Linked DNA regions of Homo sapiens: region 2 is linked to region 1. Evidence: read pairs that join two places in POLR2A ChIA-PET (ENCODE). Cell type or tissue: GM12878. All regions are shown on one strand. Links, peaks and the distances in the headings refer to the core of each region. The heading gives the core; the rest is flanking DNA. Region 1 overlaps HSPA4 (heat shock protein family A (Hsp70) member 4). Region 2 overlaps FSTL4 (follistatin like 4).

Region 1 (5,299 bases), core at 300-5,299:
CCGGACGGGGCGGCTGGCCGGGCAGAGGGGCTCCTCACTTCCCAGTAGGGGCGGCCGGGCAGAGGCGCCCCTCACCTCCCGGACAGGGCAGCTGGCTGGGCGGGGGGGCTGACCCCCCCCACCTCCCTCCCGGACGGGGCGGCTGGCCGGGCGGGGGGCCGACCCCCCCACCTCCCTCCCGGACGGGGCGGCTGAGGCCAAGCTTCTTGACCAAGTACTCAGCACCTGCAGCCTCACCTCAAGCCCCTTCACCCCACCCAGCTCCCACCCTACTGAAGCATCTAACCCTGCTGGCCACTGCCACATCTCACATCTCTAGCTCCCTTCCTCCCAACATGCTTTATGCATCATAACTCCTCTCTGGCAGTTCCTTCTTTCAAAGCTTTTACTTCCTCTTCCTAACACATCTCAACACAAGCCTTCATCCCGTCAATGAGGAACACGACTCCAGCCCCAAAAGCTTCCATCCACACCCACCTGGAGCTTCGATGTCTCAACCCCACCCAGGAAAACTTCTCAATCTAAACTCCCACCACATCTCCAATGACTCAAGACTAGAAGCTCCACATGTACAATCATATCCCGTATTCTAGGTTTGAAACCTTGGAGCCATTCTTCTTAAAACACACTTCTAGTTTTCTTAACATTATAAAATTCCTAAATGCTTTTATTAGTGACAGGAGGCGGTGGGGGGTAGGGGCTTGTCTCCCCATGTTGCCCAGGCTGGTCTTGAACTCCTGGACCCAAGAGATCCTCCCACTTTGGCTGGGATTACAGGCATGAGCCACCATGCCTGGCCCTAAATGCTTATTGTAGCAAACTCTGAAAACAGAAACAAGCAAAAATAAACAATCACCCACAATCCCACCCTAAAAACCACTTCATCTGGGAAAATCCTTCTGGCTTTTTTATTGCAAACCCATTTAATGTTCTTTCAAAACATGAGAGGCTATGTAGTTTTATAACCTACATTGTGTGTGTAAAAATGTAGGCCAGGCATGGTGGCTCACACCTGTAATCCTGGCACTTTGGGAGGCCAAGGTGGGCAGATCACAAGGTCAGGAGTTCGAGACCAGCCTGGCCAATACAGTGAAACCCTGTCTCTACTAAAAATACAAAAATTAGCAGTGCGTGGTGGCGCACGCCTCCAGTCCGTTACTCGGGAGGCTGAGGCAGAAGAATCACTTGAACCCGGGAGGCAGAGGTTGCAGTAAACCAAGATCCCGCCACTGCACTGCAGCCTGGGTGACAAAGCGAGACTCCATCTCAAAAAAAAAAAAAAAAAATACACACCTTTCTGTTAAAGCCACTTAAAATTATTGAAATAGATCAAGTGTACATGAGTACACTATCAAGTCAGATCAAAAAACAAGCATCACCAAGCCTCACATCATGTTGTCACTACTCCACAAAGAGTAACTACTATCCCAACTTCTAAAGCATGGTTTTCAGCTGGAACCATGCTTACATCTTCCCTCTTCCTGCAGGTACCAAAACCAGCAATTTTCCCCTTCATTTGGCTGTCCCCTCAAAGGTGGACTAAGTCCCACTACCTCCAACAACCCCCAGGCCCCCTGTGCCCCTGCAAAGCAGCTCCCACTGCCCCACAACAGAACCCTGATCTCTCAGGCCCCCACCTTTTAAGGAGACAGGGTATCACTTTATCACCCAGGCTGGAGTTGCAATAGCACAATCTCAGTTCACTGCAGCTTTGACCACCTGGGCTCAAGTGATCCTCCTGCCTCAGCCCCCCAAGTATCTGGAATCACAGGTGCACACCACCACACCCAGCTATCTCAGCTCTTTCTACCACATCTAACAATTCCCCTACAGAAACCACTTACATGCTCAGGAGGAAACCAAACCTACTAGACACACGTTTCTCAGACACGTGGCTACAATAGGCCCTGGGTAGGCCCTGGCAGGTAAGCTGCTCCTACAGCCAGAGGACTAGGACTGTGCAAGGGGCATGACCCAGGGAACAAGACCCCTGACCCCTCCTCGTCTAGACCCATGCCTTATCCAGTTAAGGTCTTTTTCACTGGCTTAGTGCCCTTTAAACACCCATCACCACCACATACATACACCAACACACATTCCACGCAGCCACACCACACATCCAGTGGCGCCAACTATTCTAGCACACTCTGGACCGCGCTGTTCTTTGGCCAGGTGTAAGTCCTAGCACTTACCTTTATGCCATAACCCCCGCCTTCTGCTAACAAAACCCTCAAAGTAAGGCCCAGTCACAGGAGCAAGACAAGGATTCCTAACACCAAAGGAACTGGGCCAAGACTCAACTGGAGAGTTTGAGTACAGAAAAATTAGGCAACATTTTCTCACAAAGTAGGCAGTGTGCTTCAGCTGTCACTCTTCAGACTGGAAGTCTTCAACGGATGTTAAGTGAAATTTAGCTCAGAGGGTTCCTACTCCTAGAGAACATTTTTATTGAAAACACACCCCCCGCCCCCACCCCACACACACATACACACAGACACACACACATACACACACACCCCCACACACACACCCAGCAGCCTTCATTATGGAATTAAGGAAACCATTCAAGTTTAAGACAGGTTTATTTTATTAGTTTTTCCTAAACTTGTCTCATGTTTACTGAATGATTTTCTTAGTGTAAGAACGTGACCTGGAGCTTTAACAAATCAGTTTGGATAACGCAACCTGGATAAATGCTTGTCTGTACACAAGCCATCAATTACCACTCTCTGTCCTGGCCTCCATGAAAATCCAATTGGTCTTAAAGCCTGTCTAAGCAGAGAGCAAGCAGACCACATCATCGTGTTTCAACTTGAAATTCACCCCCATCCCAGCACCCACACCCTTCCCCACACACACACACACACACACCAAAAAAAAAAAAAAAAAAAAAAAAAAAAAAAAAAAAAATTTTTTTTTTTTTAAGAAGAAATGGCCATTACGGTCTGGGCCAGTTGTAAAGGGTTGGCTTAATCCTGCAGCCAGCACTTTTAAAATAGCTACTGGCTTCACAGCAGGCCAGCTGGAACTCTTGAAGCATGACAGGTAGAGAACAGAGGATGTGCTAAGAACCTGGCCTTGTTGTGGTGCCTCGAGGCCTCCATGCATGCTTACACACCAACATAAGTATACTTTCCCCTTCCTCCTCCTAAGCAATTGTTCTCCATTGCACTTTAGAGCCTGTAACACTCAAACTTTTCAATGTTATCTAGAGATGGACAAACGCTTAATTCTAACTATGCAAGATAGCATCTTATTTCTAACAACATAGGCCAAAAGTAACAGAGAGGCACTCTGTTATACAGAATATCAATTTTTACAAAGATTCAAAACATTACCAACAAGCCCTGTAACAGTTTCTTAAAGCAGGTACCAACTCTGGCCTCAAACACAGGCTTCCCTTGGAGTTTCCAAAATGCCTCACTCCTGTCAACACTGCCCCAAAAAGCAGTCAGAGGAATGCTTTGGTATACCTGACATTGGCCACACAGTTAAGAATGAGGTGTTGTTATAACATCAGGCACCACACTTCTTTAACACTAATTTCAGACTCATCCAGTACAATCCAGTGTATCTTAGTTTTTTTTGCATCATCTGTCAGCTGCTTAACACGTACAAATTGGCAGGTTCATGACAGATATTAACACTTAACACACAAGTGATTGTGAATGAGCTAAAAAGAACTTTTAACTCTTGTTCTAGGAGTTCAAGCTATACCTCAAAATTATACAGAACATCTCCCACCTGAATAAACAGGCCAGGATACAAATCTTTACACCAAAATTAACAAGGATTTAATTCCTCAGTTAAATTTACCATGGCTATATCCAACAGTATATCTACCCAATTCTAATCTTCTGAAAATTATTTAGACCTTGATGCTTGGGGTATTCATGAACATACTTTCAGGAAGAGCCTCCAGGTTTAAAGCCCTCAGTTAACAACTTACTCTAGGCAAGGGGGTCTATTTTCCCAAGAGAAGTACATGGCATTTATAATGGGAGCCCTTTTATTGGGAGAGAGGGAAGAGAACACAGGTGAGGGTGAAGGTGAAATATGAAGAAGCTCAGAGCACACCTTTGTTCCTCTGCCGTGTTAATCCATGCCGTGCCATGCTCCAGCCCTCACAAAGAGGGGGACCCCATCCCCACACCAGGCAGGGAGCATTTAAAGCAATCTCCACAACAGATTTTTAAAGCATAATTAGAGCTCCTGCCATGTAAGTCATAATGAAAAGTCTGCTGGATAGCTAGAGCTGTAGCTATAGCTCAACTTTCCAAAACAAACTTATTCTTGTAGACACATGGTTAAACATAAAGGAGTGAAGCATAAGCTCAGTAAGACTAACTGGGCTTCTAAATAGTACCATTATGAAAAAGATACAATGCACTTAATTTCTGTATCTAACTATTTAGAAGTGAAAATGCTCCATACATTACCTATTTCCCCTCCCCGAAAATCCCCTAAAAACTGACTAAGAAATCTTCAGTATTCACTTGCGCTAGTTGATATTTAGAACAAAGTTGACAACTTAAAGCTTTATAATAGTCTGTTTTAATAGAAACAAGTGTTGGAATCAATCAATGTCCATTTCAGGAAGCTTCTTGTCTGAATCCGAAGGCACAGCTGTGTCTGTACCCTGCTCAGCAGCCTGGGGGCCTGGGTTGTCTCCTTGTCCATCCACTGGTCCATTCTGCTCTGCATTTTTTTGTTCCTCTTTTGGAGGTTCCACTTTGGGTTTGGGCTTTGAAATTATAGGGCTACAAGTACTTGTCAGCTCCTGGAATGGGTAAGACAGAAAACTGGTTTCTTATAAAATTAACAAATTTTACAAGCCATGCTAAACCCAAATCCGCCCTCTCCCACCACCCAATCCTCAACCTAGAAGCTAAAACACTATAATAAAGTTCCCTCCTAAGTGTCACTTGAGGACTATTAATAATAAGGCTGTCAAGAAAAGACTATTAAAAAAAAGTCTTAAATTACCTTAATTTTAGCTTCAATCTCTTTTGACTTGACAACTGGATCCATGGTCAAACTCTGCTTGTTCTGCAGATTTAGCTTGTTATTCATCCACTCCATTGCTTCATTTGTGCTTTTTTCTACCTTTGTCATGTCAGCAGCATCCAAATGATCATACTGGTCCTCCTGCAACCAGGAGACAGTCAAACAAGTGCTAAAAGTGTGATACCCTCCCTCCCCGCAACTACTGTCTAGTTTCTGCCATTTTTCAAAAACTTATAATCTTTCAAAAAATAAAGCATATTTAGCCTCACAATCTGAACAGAATTATTCAAAA
Region 2 (5,371 bases), core at 167-5,166, 130 kb before region 1:
CTGAATCTCGCTATTTGGGGCTTTCTAATGTCGGCAGGCAGAGTACGGTGATAAAAGCAAAAAACAAAACCCATTAGAAGAAAGTATTTGTGGCAGTGTTTGAAGGATGTGTTAAAATGTTCACTTTTCTCCCCATACCTAAATGGTATAAAACCAGGAACAAATAATTCTAATGAAGCGTATGCTCTCAGCTAGCTCTTCTTTGGAAGGGAGTTATTAAAAAGACCAAAAGAAAATGATTTAGGAGCTCATGACTCATTTAATTTTTATTGTCTTTATATGAACCAGTCATGAATTCATTGTAAAAAGATGAGAGGCGTTTGATTAGCATGGAGAGCTGTTTGCACCACGATAGACAGTGGTTGTAGGCTCTGCATTAAAATAATCTCATTAAATGCTTGGGTACATTTTGTTTTAAAATCTTAGAAAACACTACATTTGAAGCACTTAAAGGCTTTGGCCAATTCTCTGTAGCTTGTGTCAAAAACATCTGAACATCCAGTTCTTTAGAGTTTTGAATGTGCTCAAACCATTGGGAGTAGTGTCCAGAGATCTCCAAGATATGGGGGCCGGGGCCTATGGTACTCCAGCCTGTGGAACCTGTGGGGTGACTCTGCCCTGCCAAGTGTCTCCTCTGGCCTTTGCTTTCTCAGTGCCTCTTTCGAGGTCCTCTTTCCCCTCTTAGGGGAAAGCCTTAGGGGAAGCCCTGGCCTCAGGGCTTGACTTGTACTCAGTGACCACTTCCGGCCCCATCTCCAAGGTACAGGGTCCCACAGGAAGGTTCTGATTCAGCTTCTATACCCTGATTGCAGAACCCAGGAACTCCCCACAGAGTCTCTTCCTCCCTGAGCCTCACTGCCTCCCTACAGAGGCCCAGTCAATGAAGGAGGCCGATTGGTGCCTCTCTTGGCCACTACAGATTGGAGCCTACCCCTCCAAGGCACTCTCTGCACTAAGCAAGGACAAGGGAGTCACCAGGAGGTCCTGCAGCCCATGAGCCATGCCCAAGCACTGCTCTTCCTGGACTCCCCCTCCCCAGCCCCATGCAGCTGTTTCAGGTTTTGTCTACAGCAAACAAGACTGCAGTAAACATCCTTATACCCACCTCTTTGCACATGTGTGTAAGTTGACGTGTAAGATAAGTTCTCGGAAGTGATGCATTTTCAGTTTTGATGGGTTTTGCCAAATCTCTCTCCAAAATGGCTGCACCAGTCTACGCCCTCTCCAACAATGTGTAAGAGTTTTGAACACAGTGTCAGGAGGAAATTCCTAACTGAAAGTCGTCTTGGTCCCTGAAATGAGCCATAGAAGGAAATTTATTTAAATCCTCTCTGGAGTGTCTCAACGACAGGAATCAGCTGTCATGGCTGTGAGTGTGGTCCAAGTTAGAGTCAGGAGCTGAAACCCTTGGTAAGGCCTTCTCAGCCTGGGGATTCAGGATCCAAGGATCCCCAGGAAGAGGGTTGCAGGTTTCCCAAAGGAAAGCAGCAGGTGTGAGGTGGTCTGGAACTTCAGATGACTGCTACAGTGCAGTCTAGAACCTGAGTCCCTTCCCGCCCCAGCTGGGGATGCCAAGCTAATTAGCCAAGGAGCCAAAGCCCCATTCAAGGGCTCAGGCCTGCACCTCACCAGAGGGCCCCATTAGCTGCCACCCCTACTACATAACACTCTGGAGTCCTGGCATGTCAAGAGGTATTTGCCTGCTGGCCTCTAAGGGTGGACAAGTGGAGGGCTCAGAGCAATGTCTCTGGCATGAGCCTTCTGTTGCAGGTGCCTGGGCCTCTGTGTATACCCAGATAATCAGGTTTGTCCCTATACGCAATTTCAACACGCATACCACTAGGTCAGAACTTCCCTATTTGAGTTTTTGAGCCAACTGAAGTTGGCTCTTCGACAGAAGACACCCTCACTTCTGACATAAACTGGAAGTCAGGTGGTTCCCAAAACCACCCTCAGGTTCAACAATTTGCTGGAAAAACAGAACTCATTGTAAGTGTTATACTCACAGTTAAAGTTTAATACAGCAAAAAGAGTACAGATTAAAGTCAGCCAAGTGATGAAGCCCAAAGGGCAGAGCCCAGGAGGGCTCTAAACGTGGAATCTCTGTTCTCCTCTCCCAGTGGAGTCACAGACATGTCACTGTCACAGTGTCAATTTCCCAGAGAAGCTCACCCAGGCCTCGGTGTCCAAAGCTTTTGCTGGAGCTCATTCAAATACTGCCCACATGGCTGCCCTCTCGTCCCCAGCCCCTCTAGAGACAGAACTGGTACCACCTGGCCCAAAGACCCCAGGCAAATAAAGAGACCCCTATGAGGCATGACATTCCAGAGCCTAGAGATTGCCTCCCTGTAGCCAAAGAGGGCAAGGCCAGACCTCCCTGGGTAATATGAATTCTTAACTATCCTTCCTCTCAGGGCTTCCCAGGAGGTAGCATCCTAGGCTAACACACTCCCTGAAATCAGCAAATATTCATTGAGCTCAGTTATGCACAGGAACCACATGACACGCTGAGAATAATACAGTCATGCACAAAGAGATGAGTCATGCGCGAAGAGATGAGTCATGCGCTAAGAGATAAGGGCCTCCCCTTTGGCATCCACAGTCAGAAGAAGACTGACCGCACACACCAGAGGACACCCAAGTCAGCCAGGGACCACACATGCCCCGAGCCTTGGAAGAACCAGGTGCTCTCCCCACAGTGGCTTCTCTCATGCCTCCAACTCCCTCTTCCAGGCCTGAACCTGGGAACGAGCAGGAGGACAGGCCCACTCCAGGTTGCTCACACTGAATGCAGCTGCCCACAACAGCCCTCTTCCAGGGGGCTCAGACAGCTACTTAGAGATTGCTCCAAGTTGCAGAGACTTCTTTTTCTTGAGAGGACTCTGAGAAAAAGGATGGTTCCTCAGGTCTTTGCAGGATGGCAAGTCCGTCTATTATGTCCGGAATTGGTGGGTTCTTGGTCTCACTGACTTCAAGAATGAAGCCGCGGACCCTCGCAGTGAGTGTCACAGTTCTTAAAGGCAGCGTGTCCAGAGTTTGTTCCTTCTGATGCTCGGATGCGTTTGGAGTTTCTTCCTTCTGGTGGGTTCGTGGTCTCGCTGGCTTCAGAAGTGCAGCTGCAGACCTTCAGGGTGAGTGTTGCAGCTGATAAAGTCAGTGTAAACCTAAAGAGTGAGCAGCAGCATTTATTGCAAAGAGCAAAAGAACAAAGCTTCCACTGCGTGGAAAGGAATCCCAGCGTGTTGCCACTTCTGACTCCGGAGGTCTGCTTTTATTCTCTTATCTGGCCCCACCCACATCCTGCTGATTGGTCCATTTTACAGAGAGCCGATTGGTCTGTTTTACAGAGAGCTGATTGGTCCGTTTTGACAGGGTGCTGATTGGTGCGTTTATAATCCCTGAGCTAGACACAAAAGTTCTCCACGGTCCCCACTAGATTAGCTAGATACAGAGTGTCCACACAAAGTTTCTCCAAGTCCCCACCAGAGTATCTAGATACAGAGTGCCGATTGGTGCATTCACAAACCCTGAGCTAGACACAGGGTGCTGATTGGTGGGTTTACAAACCTTGAGCTAGATACAGAGTGCTGATTGGTGTATTTACAATCCCTTAGCTAGACATAAAGGTTCTCCAAGTCCCCACCAGAATAACTAGATACAGAGTGCCGAATGGTGCATTCACAAACCATGAGCTAGACACAGGGTGCTGATTCGTGTGTTGACAAACCTTGAGCTAGAGACAGAGTGCTGATTGGTGTATTTACAATCCCTTAGCTAGACATAAAGGTTCTCCAAGTCCCCACCAGACTCAGGAGCCCAGCTGGCTTCACCCAGTGGATCCTGCACCAGGTCTGCAGGTGGAGCTGCCTGCCAGTCCCGTGCCGTGCGCCCGCACTCCTCAGCCCTTGGGTGGTTGATGGGACTGGGCGCCCTGGAGCAGGGAGCAGTGCTCTTCTGGGAGGCTCAGGCTGCGCAGGAGCCCACGTTGGCAGGGAGGGGGGTGGGGGTGGGGGAGGCTCAGGCATGGCGGGCTGCAGATCCTGAGCCTTGCCCCGCAGGGAGGCAGCTAAGGCCCGGCAAGAAATCCAGCGCAGCAGCTGCTGGCCCAGGTGCTAAGCCCCTCACTGCCCGGGGCTTGCCGGCTGGCAGCCACTCCGAGTGCGGGGCCCGCCGAGCCCATGCCCACCCGAAACTCACGCTGGCCCACAAGCCCCTCGCACAGCCCCGGTTCCCGCCCGCGCCTCTCCACACCTCCCGGCAAGCTGAGGGAGCCAGTTCCCGCCTTGGCCAGCCCAGAAAGGGGCTCCCACAGTGCAGCGGCAGGCTGAAGGGCTCCTCAAGCATGGCCAGAGTGGGAACCAAGGCCGAGGAGGCTCCGAGAGCGAGCAAGGGCTGCGAGGGCTGCCAGCATGCTGTCATCTCTCACTATGAGGGACTAGAATGAAGTGAATGTCGCCGTAACCTCAGTGTTGGTCGGGAAGGTCAGCACTAGGGAGCCAGTATGTTGGTACGTGTGTGCACTCATGCGTGTACATCATCATGTGTACCACGTGTCCATGTAGATGTTTGGGTGCGCTCCCTCCCCCATGTGTGCACACTCGCATGTACTGCATGTGTCCATGTGGATGCCTGTGTGTGCTCACCCACATGTGCACACTCGCATGTACTGCATGTGTCCATGTGGATGCCTGTGTGTGCTCACCCACATGTGCATGTGGTCCTGGCTTGGTCTGGATAAGGGCCAGGGAAGTCTAGACGTGTTCGAGGAATGGCCATCACCGAGGCACCACATGTCACTCTGTGTTTAAGTTTGCTGCATTTGACTGTGCAGGTGAGATGCTACAGTTAGTGGCATTCTGGGGGCCAGAATTGAAGGATTGTTGGGGGAGAGACCCCCCCTTTGCTCCCTCCTCCCACAAAGAGAACCAGGGGTGCTCCTGAGGAGGGCAATGTCGGAAAAGCTCTGAATAATTGTTTCTCAACTGAGTCTGAACTTGTAACATTGACAGTATCATTAACCTAAACTCTAATATTACTCTGGAGTCCTTGCGTTGAACATTTAGTCTCTAAATATTCAGTATTGATGACTCATTTCCATATATACCTGACTCCCATGGATCACTATGACAACATCCCCCATCTCATCTCTGCTTAACTATTGTTTAATACTTAAGTCTCATTTAATTGTGTTCTTTATTAAGGGCAGATACTTAGAAAATCGCTTTTTAAAAGGTGAGAACCATGTCTTTAAAATTGTCTCTTTCCCAGAAAACAGATATGCATCAATACAAAGAATGGTCTAATCTGACATCTGTTTATTTCTGTAAGGAACCTTGATTTTGCTAATACAGTTCTATGCATCAGAGCAAAA

Evidence for each region. Peaks named below come from ENCODE experiments on the same cell type or tissue, not always from the same donor. Only the 100,000 strongest peaks of a DNase experiment are listed, where the experiment ranks them.
Region 2: POLR2A ChIA-PET joins it to region 1 with 10 read pairs; 8 of 35 experiments call an interaction of 5 or more read pairs at or near these places.

The regions. Positions count from the first base shown.
Region 1 is chr5:133,103,714-133,109,012 of GRCh38, reverse strand. It overlaps HSPA4 (heat shock protein family A (Hsp70) member 4), which reads right to left. Exons shown (of 19, transcript NM_002154.4): 18 at 4,987-5,148; 19 at 2,564-4,780. The coding sequence ends at 4,577. Among named protein-coding and RNA genes, the nearest start is that of HSPA4, 54 kb to the right of the region's middle. RefSeq lists an enhancer at 447-496. In GM12878, for the core only: no CTCF peak of the experiment used is centred there; a DNase peak (open chromatin) is centred at 3,062; H3K27ac peaks cover 3,010 bases.
Region 2 is chr5:133,237,864-133,243,234 of GRCh38, reverse strand. All of the region lies in intron 7 of FSTL4 (follistatin like 4), which reads left to right. Among named protein-coding and RNA genes, the nearest start is that of FSTL4-AS1, 16 kb to the left of the region's middle. RefSeq lists enhancers at 2,150-2,650, 2,441-2,720, 2,651-3,151. In GM12878, for the core only: no CTCF peak of the experiment used is centred there; DNase peaks (open chromatin) are centred at 737 and 2,544; H3K27ac peaks cover 1,979 bases.